Linked DNA regions of Homo sapiens: region 1 is linked to region 2. A link is a loop called in an ENCODE intact Hi-C map of the cell type or tissue named here. Cell type or tissue: PC-3. All regions are shown on one strand. Links, peaks and the distances in the headings refer to the core of each region. The heading gives the core; the rest is flanking DNA.

Evidence for each region. Hi-C counts contacts between places; a loop is a spot of excess contacts. Peaks named below come from ENCODE experiments on the same cell type or tissue, not always from the same donor. Only the 100,000 strongest peaks of a DNase experiment are listed, where the experiment ranks them.
Region 1: it touches region 2 in a loop (9-fold over the local background); 1 of 110 quality-filtered maps calls a loop at or near these places.

Annotation. Positions count from the first base shown.
Region 1 is chr1:247,525,840-247,531,221 of GRCh38, forward strand. It overlaps OR2C3 (olfactory receptor family 2 subfamily C member 3), which reads right to left. Exons shown (of 3, transcript NM_198074.6): 3 at 1-5,382. GCSAML-AS1 (GCSAML antisense RNA 1) reads right to left here and starts at 4,965. Exons shown (of 4, transcript NR_027309.2): 1 at 4,751-4,965; 2 at 2,518-2,583; 3 at 531-907; 4 at 1-94. It also overlaps a transcript of GCSAML not described here. In PC-3, for the core only: a CTCF peak has its summit at 3,040; DNase peaks (open chromatin) are centred at 3,162 and 3,612; H3K4me3 peaks cover 899 bases; H3K27ac peaks cover 2,132 bases.
Region 2 is chr1:247,637,664-247,643,045 of GRCh38, forward strand. It overlaps LOC102724446 (a long non-coding RNA gene), which reads right to left and starts at 3,191. Exons shown (of 3, transcript NR_188589.1): 1 at 3,048-3,191. RefSeq lists a silencer at 2,002-2,200. In PC-3, for the core only: no CTCF peak of the experiment used is centred there; DNase peaks (open chromatin) are centred at 1,848 and 2,238; H3K4me3 peaks cover 1,752 bases; H3K27ac peaks cover 1,125 bases.

The DNA of each region.
Region 1 (5,382 bases), core at 56-5,055, 110 kb before region 2:
GCTACGTAGGGACTACTAGCCATTTGTCAACTCATTAACATACAAGTACCACTTTAAGGAATCCAAGGATTTTAGTAGTTGTATGCCTGGAAACCTGTTGAAGACCAAATATATGCTTCAGAGTATATACATGTGAATACCATTTGATTTTTTATTCTAAAATTTATCTTGAGCTACTAGTCAAGTTTGCAAGGATTTCAATACACATGAACTTATTGTAGCTTTGTTTGTAATAATGAAAATGAGAAATTCCACGGTGATTAGGTTTGAAATATACCTGTGCACAGCATGTGTTGAGATGAGAAAATATCTGTGATCTATTAAGTGAATTTATTTGCCAAGAAATCTTGAGCCTGCTATTCCCTGGGTTAGTTTCTGAATTCTTGCATTCCTTTCTTACCATGAGAAGCTTGCCATGTTGAGGGTGATTATAATTTTTAAAGTTTATATTTTTTACTCTATCTGGCTCATAATACCTGACCTAAAGTTCTGACAGAAGCTGGAAGATAAACTGGTGTGTGAGAAATTACCTTAGTCTGGGTGTTTCCAAGGCAGAAGCTGTGTCCAGTGCACATGTTCTGTGATCCCAGAGAGCAGGAAAGGGCAAGGACAAAGAGGGTTTGGCCATGACCAAGGGTGACTGGTGCTCCATCCTTCTGGAAACTGGGAGCTTTGTGAAATGCATCTTACTTCAGGAAGTGTGTCTCCACTGGCTTACATCCCCACAGTCAATGTGGCCTGGGTCCTTCACTCTCCACATTTCTCAGCTGTGCATGCTGTGGTGATGCATGACCCTCACAGTGTGCAGCATGGGAGGAAACCCATACATGAAGTAGAGGGTTCACAGAGCAGGTTTGGGATGATCCAGGTTTTCTGTCCTGTGAGAAGCCATCAAAGCCTATGGTTGCTGCAAGAGGAATAAAAGAAAAGATGGAGCCTAGAAAATTCTGACATATTCGGCTGAAAAGGGACCTGGCATCGAAAGACAAGTGGTGTCCAATATGGCATGTTAGCATTTTCCTCTTCATTTACTATAACTTAAATCCAAGTAAGATGGGACTTCCCTCTATTTAGAAAGGTCTTCTTTCACTTTCTTTCAGGATTTACTGCCTCAAGATGGTTATGTTGGAGGATTCCAATAGTTCTACTGGATGTGGAGCCAGAAATTGTGTGGAATGCCTGGTGTTTCTTTCAGTTCTTGGATGCCAATCTGAGGTACAAATCACATTTCAAGTGTATTTCCTTGGGTTCTGGAGAGGATGTCTTCATTTTCTGTTAAGCATTTAGGGAGCAGTTGGGTGAGCACATGACCAATCAGCCTGAGCATTTAAGGCAGTTGGAGGAGAGTGTGAGTTATGGTCATCATTCTCCTCTGTGCCAAACAGGGGCTGATGGATGGTCAGGGCAAAGCACAGTGCTGTCCTCATGGTTCTGGGAGGGTCTGCGTTGTCTGCTATCCCCACATAAACTGATGAGGACCTGCACTCCTGTCCTGAGTTGACACCCAGCCTTGAGGTCAAGAAGATGACAGATATTTGGGGTAACGGGTCCCAGAGGGTCCTACTGCCACTTCCTCATTGCTTTCTCTGGAGGTTCTACCAACTTGACTACTGAGCTTAAACAAAGCCATGAACTGGCAGATGAAAATTACAGTGCATCCAAACTCCAGAGATTTTTAATTAGTCTTTTCAAGAGGTTAGGGAAAGTTTTTAGTATTCAGATTGAAGTTTTTCTTCAGATCTTGAATGTTTGAAAATTTTTTTATTTTAGCTTTTAGTGGACATATAATAATTGAACATATTTCTGGGGTAAACAGTGATGTTTGGAAGCACATAATGTATAGTGATCAGATAAGTGTGATTAGAATATCCATCATCTCAAACATTTATCGTTTCTTCGTGCTGGGAACATTCAATATCCTCCTTCTAGCTGTTTGAAAATACAGAATATATTATTGTTATGGTCATCCCGCAGTGGTATAGAACACTAGAACTTACTCCTCCAATGGAGCTGTAATTTTGTATCCTTTAACAAATCTCTTCTCATTCCCCCACCCCTGCTATCCATTCCCAGCCTCAAGTATCCTCTGTTCTACTTATTTCTATGAGATCAACCCTTTTTTAGCTTTCACAGATGAATGAGAACATGCAGTATTTAACTTTCTCAAAAATTTTATCTAATACTTTAAAAGTTATGATTTCCCCCATTTGTTTCTGTTTCTTCGGTCTTTGGGTTCTAAACTGAGTAAAAAATGTCAGTAACTTGATTTCCTACCTTCCTGACTCATAATAATGTTATCATGTGTCTCTGACTCCTAGAGTACCTGCTGTCTGCTTTTTTACTTCCCCTTCCCCCACCCCCAAGCCCCCAAAATTGTATAATTATTTTTTAAATTTCATTTTAGTTTGTTTTTAATTCACAAATAACAATTGTACACACTTATGGGGTGCAGTATGATGTTTTGATACATGTATACTTGTGTAATGATCAAATCAAGGTAATTAACATATCCATTACCTCAAACACTTGTCATTTCTTTGTGGTGAGAGCGTTCAAAATCCTGTCTTCACAACATGCATGAACCTAGAAGACATTGTGTTAAGTGAAATAAGCCAAACACAAAGGGACAAATCCTGCATGATCTCACCCATATTTCATGTTTAGCCAACTGTTAAAGAAGGAAAAAGCATGGGCCAGTTTACAAATGAATCTGCATTATACACCAGCAACAGAAAGAAGCAAATGGCATTAAACCACAGTACCCCTCCAGGTGTTGCTGAAAGATGGTGAGGAAGGGAAACTTCCCAGTGGTCAAACTACAGGCAGTTTAGCTGGTTGTTAATTTTTTATAGAAGGAGACAGGCACAGAAGTTTGGATATGCACTGATTTAGGAGCATTGGATAACAAGTTATTATTTTGCTGAGAGATTTGTGAAGAATAAGGCTGGAAAATTAATGGCAGGCAAATCTGGAGAAGAGGACATTGAAGAATTTCCTGAAAAGTGCACAGATCATGAAGATATCTGTCTGACATAAATGCCCATGAGAGGGCATCCACTGCAGAGATGGATCTTGGTGGTATGGTAGATAAGATGACTCATCTAGTAGGTAATCAGTCAATCTCTTTTGCCAGCAGGCTTGCTCATTGAGCCTATGAGAAATTTAACATGGAAGCAGGGATGGAAACTATGAATGGGCTCAGCATTATGACATTTCTCTCACCAAGGTTAGCATGTGATTTGGCACTATTTCCAGGCGTCTGGCTGGACTAGTAGCATAGTGATTACTCTGGACTCCTTTGAGCATAGAGTAAGCAATGTTAGTCTTTATAGGGACAGAATAATATTGTGGGGACAGTTTTGTCTTCCATGCCCGAACCATTTACATAGTGAACAAAGCCTTAATCATCACCATGGCATCCCCTGCAATATCACCTGTAACCAGGAAACATATTTCACAGCAAAAGGGGTGTGGCAATAGAATTGCCCTTGGAATTCATGATTCATACTTCATACCTCAATATTCAGAAGCAGTGGGCTTGACTGAATGATGGAATGGGCTTTATTGAATGATGGAATGGCCTGCTGAAGGTTTAGTTATTGAAGCTGAGAAACAATACTGTGTAAATAAGCACTGCTTTCCTGCAGGCTGCAGTGTATGCCCTAAACCTGCAGTCACCGTAACCTGATACATGAGTCCAGAAACCAACAAGACATGAGAGTGTCTCGTACATGATGCATAATAATCCAGTTGAAGAATGTTGCTTCACTTCACTGAAAGTTTGGGTTTGGTGTGATGGTTCATTTTACATATCAACTTGGTTGGACTATGGTGCCCAGTTTTTGTTCAAACACAAGCCTCGGTGTTACTGTGAAGGTGTTTTTTTTTTTTTTTTTTTTTTTTTTTGATGCGATTAACATTTAAATCAGTAGACTTTTAGTAAAGCAGATTACCCTTTATAATGTGAGTGGGTCTCATCCCATCAGTTGAAAGCCTTAAGAGAAAAGACTGACCTGCTTCCAAAAAGAGGGAATTTTGCCTCCAGACTTTGAACTCAAGCTGCAACATCAACCTCTGTCAAAATTTACAGCCTGCTGGCTTGCCCTGCAAATTTCAGACTTGCCAGTTCCCTAAATTGTGTGAGCCTATTTCTTAACTCTCAATCTCTCTCACTCTTTTTTCTCTCTCTCCCCCTCAGGGTGTGTGTGTGTGTGTGTATTCTCTTTTACACATATTTTTGGTTCTGTTTCTCTGGAGAACCCTGACTAATACAGTGAATTGGAAGATCCTAGTACGAAAGGAAAGACTACTTTAATGACTACTTTCATATTATATACATATATATAATAAAATCAAAAACAGGAACTGCCACATGGTTTTGGTCTTCCCATGCCTTTGAATCATCAGGCAGAGAATGAGGTTACTCTATTGATAGAGGTGAACTCTAGTGATAGGTTACTCTATTGATAGAAGTTCTTTAACATCTGGAAAGACTAGCTGTTGTAAATTAGGACTCGTTTGTCCTTTAGATACACTGTATACATAGATAAGTAAAACAAAATGCACAATCATAAGAAACAATGGTGAATCTCGCCTCACTGTAAGCACACTGGCTTAGAGCTCTCTGCACCTCCCTTTTCCCCTCCTTCCCTGAACCAGTCCACAAACACCATGCCATCCCCCCCCCACAAAATAACATTTCCTATGAATTTTAACAAAAAGTTATTTACAAAATGTGTCATTTTACTACCTCTAATTTTAACATGTATCAGGTACTTCAGAACATCTAGAAGAAACAGACATCTCAAAAAAGCTTAGCGTTGTTACCTCTATATACAGAAGTAATAAAATGCACACAAAACAATGGATAGAATATGAAAATGTCTTGGAAATACGACCCGTCAGGACTAGGTAGGTCTCGCCCAACTGCGACAGAGCGGTCGCCCAGGACGTGGACCTGCCGGCCGCCTCTGGACCGCCTTCCTCGCCCTCCACAGCCTAACGGCCTCCGGGCGCATTTGGGCGGCGCCATGTTTCCTCCCCGCTTACCGCCGCCACCCGAAGGCGCTGAGTCCCGGCGGCTCGGCGCGGTCTTGGTCTGGGTCGGTGGGGTTGGGCCGGGAGACCCGCGGCCGGCGGGGTCCAGGCTGGGGGAGGCCGCCGCTGCCACCAGGTCCCCGAGGTAGGGTAGGAAGAGGTTCGCCGCGGCTTCAAGGCCTGGGCCGAGCGGGGGAGCCACAGCGAGGGTTCCGGAGCCTGCAAGGCGGAGTCCCGGGCTCAGCTCACCCCAGGCGCAGGCCTGAGGGCTGGGAGGGCTCCGGGGGCTCTGGGGAACAGGCCGGCTCCGGTCTCCCCGCGCGCTCTCAGCGTCGTCAAAGTTTA
Region 2 (5,382 bases), core at 149-5,148:
CACTGAGATTAAATAAGAATGTTTGATTCCTACTAAAAGCTCAATTAATGGCTGGGGTTATTATTATTACTGTTCTTATTGTTAGGCATGGTTTTGAATTCCTCACCATCCTAATTGCCACTTAAAATGAACAACTGTCTTTGTGGATACAATTTCAGAGGCAGCATGGGGACTAACTTTTCCAGAACATGAACCTAGTGCCTCCTACAGTGGTAGAAATTAAAATCCTGTGTGAAAACACAAATATGCTTGGGAGAGTTACTGATTGCCAAGAAAGCTCTTTAGTTTCCTTTCTGTGTGAAGAAGCAAGCAGGGCTCAAGGGGCCCTACCAAGGCCATGGAGAATGGTAAGTGCTGCTCACAGCCACCCAGTCTGCGTTCTCCTTTCTAAAGGAGGTCTAAAGAGGTGGGAGTGAATCAGTTTAGTTTGCAAACACACACACACACACACACACACACACACACACATATGAAAATATGCAAGACGGAATCCCAGGGCCACTTTGGGGTGAGACCTTCCCCATGAGCAGGAAGGATGTTGAGGAACTGGAGCAGAGCCCAGGCGGGAAGAAGAACCAACAAGGTCACGTGGCAGCTTGATCTGGCTGGGAACTGAGCTCTGCAGTGTGCTTGGGAATATAAACAATGGGGACAGAAAAGAAAAAAAAAAGATTTCATTAGAAATGTAAAATCAACCAGGAGGGCAGCTCTGTCCTGCTGGGGCATAAAGCCATGGTGGAGGCCCAGGAAAGTTCTGTTGATGGAAAACAGTATCTGGGCATTTGGCAGCAACAGATGACTTAGATATGTTCCCTTGATTTCAGTACTCTCACTTTTATATTGAAATTATGCTATTTGATTTCTCAGCACCTGGTAGAGTGCCTGCACAAGGACTGTGCAGTTAGCATTTGCTGAACTTCACAGAATTGGGGATGGGGTGGAGAAAAGAGCAGAGCCCATCACGAGAGGGAGGTAAAGTTGAGATAAAGAAGTTTGAGATGCTCTAGACACCCTTTGCGTACTTCACCTTTTTTTCTGGCATTAGCCTTGAGCATTAAGATGCAAAGTAAAAGCGAAGGAAAAGGAAGAGGCCTGGAGTGAGGATAGTGCATGGAGCTCATCCTCATGAAATTCTTCTCTGGTTGCTGTTCCCATGAGGTTATGCGATGCCTGAGCCCAGGAACTGTGCTCCTGGGTCCTGATACCAGTGCCCAGCCCATAGCGGGGGATCCCCATTTTATGATAAGAATAAATGAGCACCTCCCAGATCGGTGACTTGCTCCACCCCACAATAACCCCGGGAGGAGGGTGTGGTCAGTCCAGCTGTACAGGTGAGAAAGTGAGCTGGGAGCTGTGACTTATCCACACCCTCTCAGCAGCAGTTGTGACAGCTGGGGTCACACAGTTGATTCACTGCCATAGGGGAAAAGTGGAGGAGGGAGAGGGGCAGAGAGCGAAGAACAACTCAGGAAAATGAAGGAAAAGCAGAGGCAGAGAGCGAAGAACAACTCAGGAAAATGAAGGAAAAGCAGAGGAGAAATTAACTGACTGGAAAAATGACAATAGTTGGAAGACAGACGAAAAAGGGACGAGTGCATCAGAGTGTATTTTGGCACTTATTACTCTATCTCCTTTTTATACTACTTCGCTTTTTCAACTTAATAGTTAAGGCACGTCGGTCTAGTCTTCCCCGAAGGGAGCTTGCCAGGCTCTGCGACAGGCTTGGAAGTTGGAGCCCGGGCCCTGGGTTCTCTCAGCTTCCAGCTCAGGAGGCGGAGTGGGAGGAGCGGGCCTGGCGGCCGTGGGGGCGGGGCTGCTCCACTAACGGTTACTGGTCGCTGCTGCCGCCGCGCTCCTCCCCCGGCTGCGGCAGAGGCGCGCGCCTGCGTCCTGAGGATCCCGCCCTTGGGCCGCCGGGAACCTCGCAGAGCGGCGGGGTGGCCCTGGCGAGGCGCGGTTGTTGGGGGTTCGCTCGAGCCTCACGACGCCCGCGACTGGGGACTCGGAACCTGGGCCAGGCTGGGACGAGGCCGCGCGGGAGGGCGCGCTGGGCGGACGCTGGGGCCGCGGAGCCCAACCGCCCTTGTCCTGGACGCCCCTTGGCGGTCCGCACTGGCGGGTGCCCTCTCCCGAGGGGAACTGAGGCGGGGCGCCTGCCACCATTCGTGATTTTCCGTGACTCACCCTCTCAACAGTGTCCCGTCAGCCCCCGCTTTCTGGAATTAAGATGATTTTCCATGGGCATTATAGTCAGAGGAGGTTTTCTGTGAGACATCTGGGAAAGGTGACTCAATGATCACTCATATTGTTCTATGATGTTATACATTTAACCGGAATACTGGTGAACAGCTTTTATATCTTGGAATTTTTTCCCATTTTTGAATCAGAAATTTAGGACCAAGAATCTTCTGTCACAGAACCTATTACTTTGAGGAGTGAACTTATATTAACGGTGCTAAACCGTACATGAACGACTTGGTAGATGAAAACTTTGGAAAATAGGAACATTTCATGTCATCACATGTATCCTCCAGCATTGGGGAAAATTCAACAGTTGCCTTAAGGCGGGAGTTTAATTGAGGACATTTACTAAAAAGTTACTTATTCTGTTTGAAATTCTCTTCTGATAAACATCTTCCCGGGATAACGAACATCTCCAGGATGTGAGAGCCGAGCGCGTGTCCGCGGAGTGCTTGAGCAACGCAGAATGGCTTCGGTGCTGCGTTCCTTAGACCCCGTGCGGACCCTGCTGAGCCCTCAGCATCTGTGAGTGAGTCCCTCCGCGTCACCTTGGCCTCCCGTGTAGCTAGATCAGTCTTCCGACCCCTTGTTCTACTTGCACAGATTTCTGATTAACCTCTTCTGCTCCTCCAGAGATGAGTCAGGGCTCCGTATCAGCTCCCCAAGGCATTTGCTGGCTTCTGACATTTACTTGGAGGACTTTGGGCTGCGAAAGGGCAAAGTTTGCCGTTCTCATCTCTTTTTTTGGTGCCTGCCCCCGGGTCTTGACCTTTCTCTGGAGTCTTCTCTCCTGGTTCTTTACCCACCTCTTTGGTTTCTCCTGTGGTTCTTTGTCAAGGTGTCCCCTAGATGTCACACTCTGAGGCTCAGTTGTGGCTGAGTCTTGCATTGCAAGTGTTTTTGCAGGTGTCTCTGCGAAGCGTGGATATGGGATGGTGAAAGTGGCAGTGTGCACAGAGTGTTTGGGATTAGATGGGCAGGTGGAAGGGCGTCTAGGTAGGACCCCTTTGTCCTGGTGTGAGGTAATGAGGTTCTAGAGTGTGCTGTCAAGGTGAAACTAAAAGGAAAGGATAGACAGGAGACTTTGTGAAAGACGAAATTATGGTAGTTTGGTAACAAATGGATGCAGGGACTGGTGGGTGGGTGTAGAAGAAGGCAGAAAATCTTGCCAAGGACATTGCAAGTCCTGAATCAGACCAGGAAAATTAAGGTTCAATTAACAGAAATAAGTCCAGAGGGGGAGCTAATTTTGGAGGAAGTGTGGTGATAAATTTGCTTTTCTATGTGGTCCAGCTGGTGGAGAGACATCAAGAAGCACTTAGAGAAATACAGGAAATAGAGAGGTGGGTGACCTAAGTCCTACTTCCTATCCTGTCTATGTATATATAACAAAGGCCAAATGAATTCATGTGTTGAGGTCTGCTTTCCTATTTCTAATAGCAATGGCATAAAATGAATTCTAGCCAATTCTAAAGTCACTAGTAGATAGTAATATTCACGAAGTAGCCACAAATCCAGGGCTCTAACTCAAGGGAGAGAGATCGGGACTGGAGATAGAATTTTCACAAGTAACTGATGCATGGCACTTTTCTGTATTTTGGTAAATGTATTGAGAAGATGATTGCAGTTAAGTAGCTAACTGTTCCAGATACTATCCGAGGCATGAATGATTTGTCCTGGAGTAGGTGTGCTGTGTCACTGTAGCATATCTACTACAACAGACATGATATGTTTCCATACATTATCTCATTTAACACTCAGAAGAACTTCAGGAGTAGTTATTACTAGTCCATTTTGCAGAAGCTTACAGATAAGATTCAGAGATGAAGCATCAGGTCTATCTGATTTAAACCCAGGTCTATCTGATTTCAAAGTCGATGGACTTTTTGTTATTTCATACCATAATCTGTCAGGGTGTGAGTGGGGGATAAAAGAAAGTTAAACAAAACTCTTGGAAACAGAGAGGAAGGGCTTAAACCATTAAAATTAACTTCAGAAGTCAAGAATGAAGCTCGGGCAGAAAACAAGTAGAGGGCACAGTTCTGTCCCGATTTACAGAGGATGGGTTTGCGACCTTTCTGATGCATTAACTTAGTAATGCTAAGGTGTGCCATCCAAAACGATCACCTGTATATAAGCCACTCTTTCACAGAGGTGGGTTTTTCTTTTCTTTTTTAATTCCCATGCTGCTCAAAACCTTTTAGATTTGAATTATTGGGAAGAATATCTCAGGGTAGGCAGGAAGCCAAAGGGGTTGAGAGCTGCTTGTCACTTGCTGGTTTTGCTTGGTATGGGCTCGGTCAGCAGTAGGGACTTCCTTAGTCCTCAGTCTTTCTAGGTTAACTACCACCCTCTTGGTCCTTGTTTCTGTTTTGCTTTTCCTGGCTTGGACATGGAATTTGTAAGTGCCACACATTATTTCCTGTCCCATGACCATACTTAAGCTATAAATTATAGTTTTGTTTCTTCCTGATCCTTTTCCTTCAACACCAAATGTGTTTGTGCCTCAAACCAGGAAGTTGGAAATGTTATTTAACTTTCCTGCATTTTAATTGGTCACAAATCTCTCCCCTTACACACACGCCCCCAACTTTTGAGGAGTCTTGAGAATCTCCTTAACGTCCTTGACAGTTGATCAATGAAAGACATGTAGGGAGATCCAGATTGCAATGAATATTGTATTATTTGCTTAAGAATTTGAAGAGTTATTGCTTCGTAGTAAATGAAGATGAGCATATTGAGGTTTATAAGGGAGGCTGAGGTTCACTTGGCCAGAGATTCAGATGTTCACTTTATTTTATAATCATCCTTTTTAAAAAACAAAATAGACTGACATGGGCAACTTTCTCAAGATTTCATATGGCACATTGCATGTAGGGATAAACAGTACCAACATTATTTGCTTGGAGTGCTTTAGGATCGAGGAATGGGGAAGCCTAAGCAAAACCCCCAAATCTTGGCAAGCTCAGGAGGAGGGAGCAGATAGCACTGCTGGGGTGATCTGTGCTGCTTGAATGCTCTTTTGGAGAATCACTTCCCTGTAGATAGGCCACAGATTACAGTTTACCAAAAGCATTGACTGTCAGACCCACATAGCTGGTTTCCATTAACATGGTTTTGCTCTAGGTCTTTTTCAAGTCC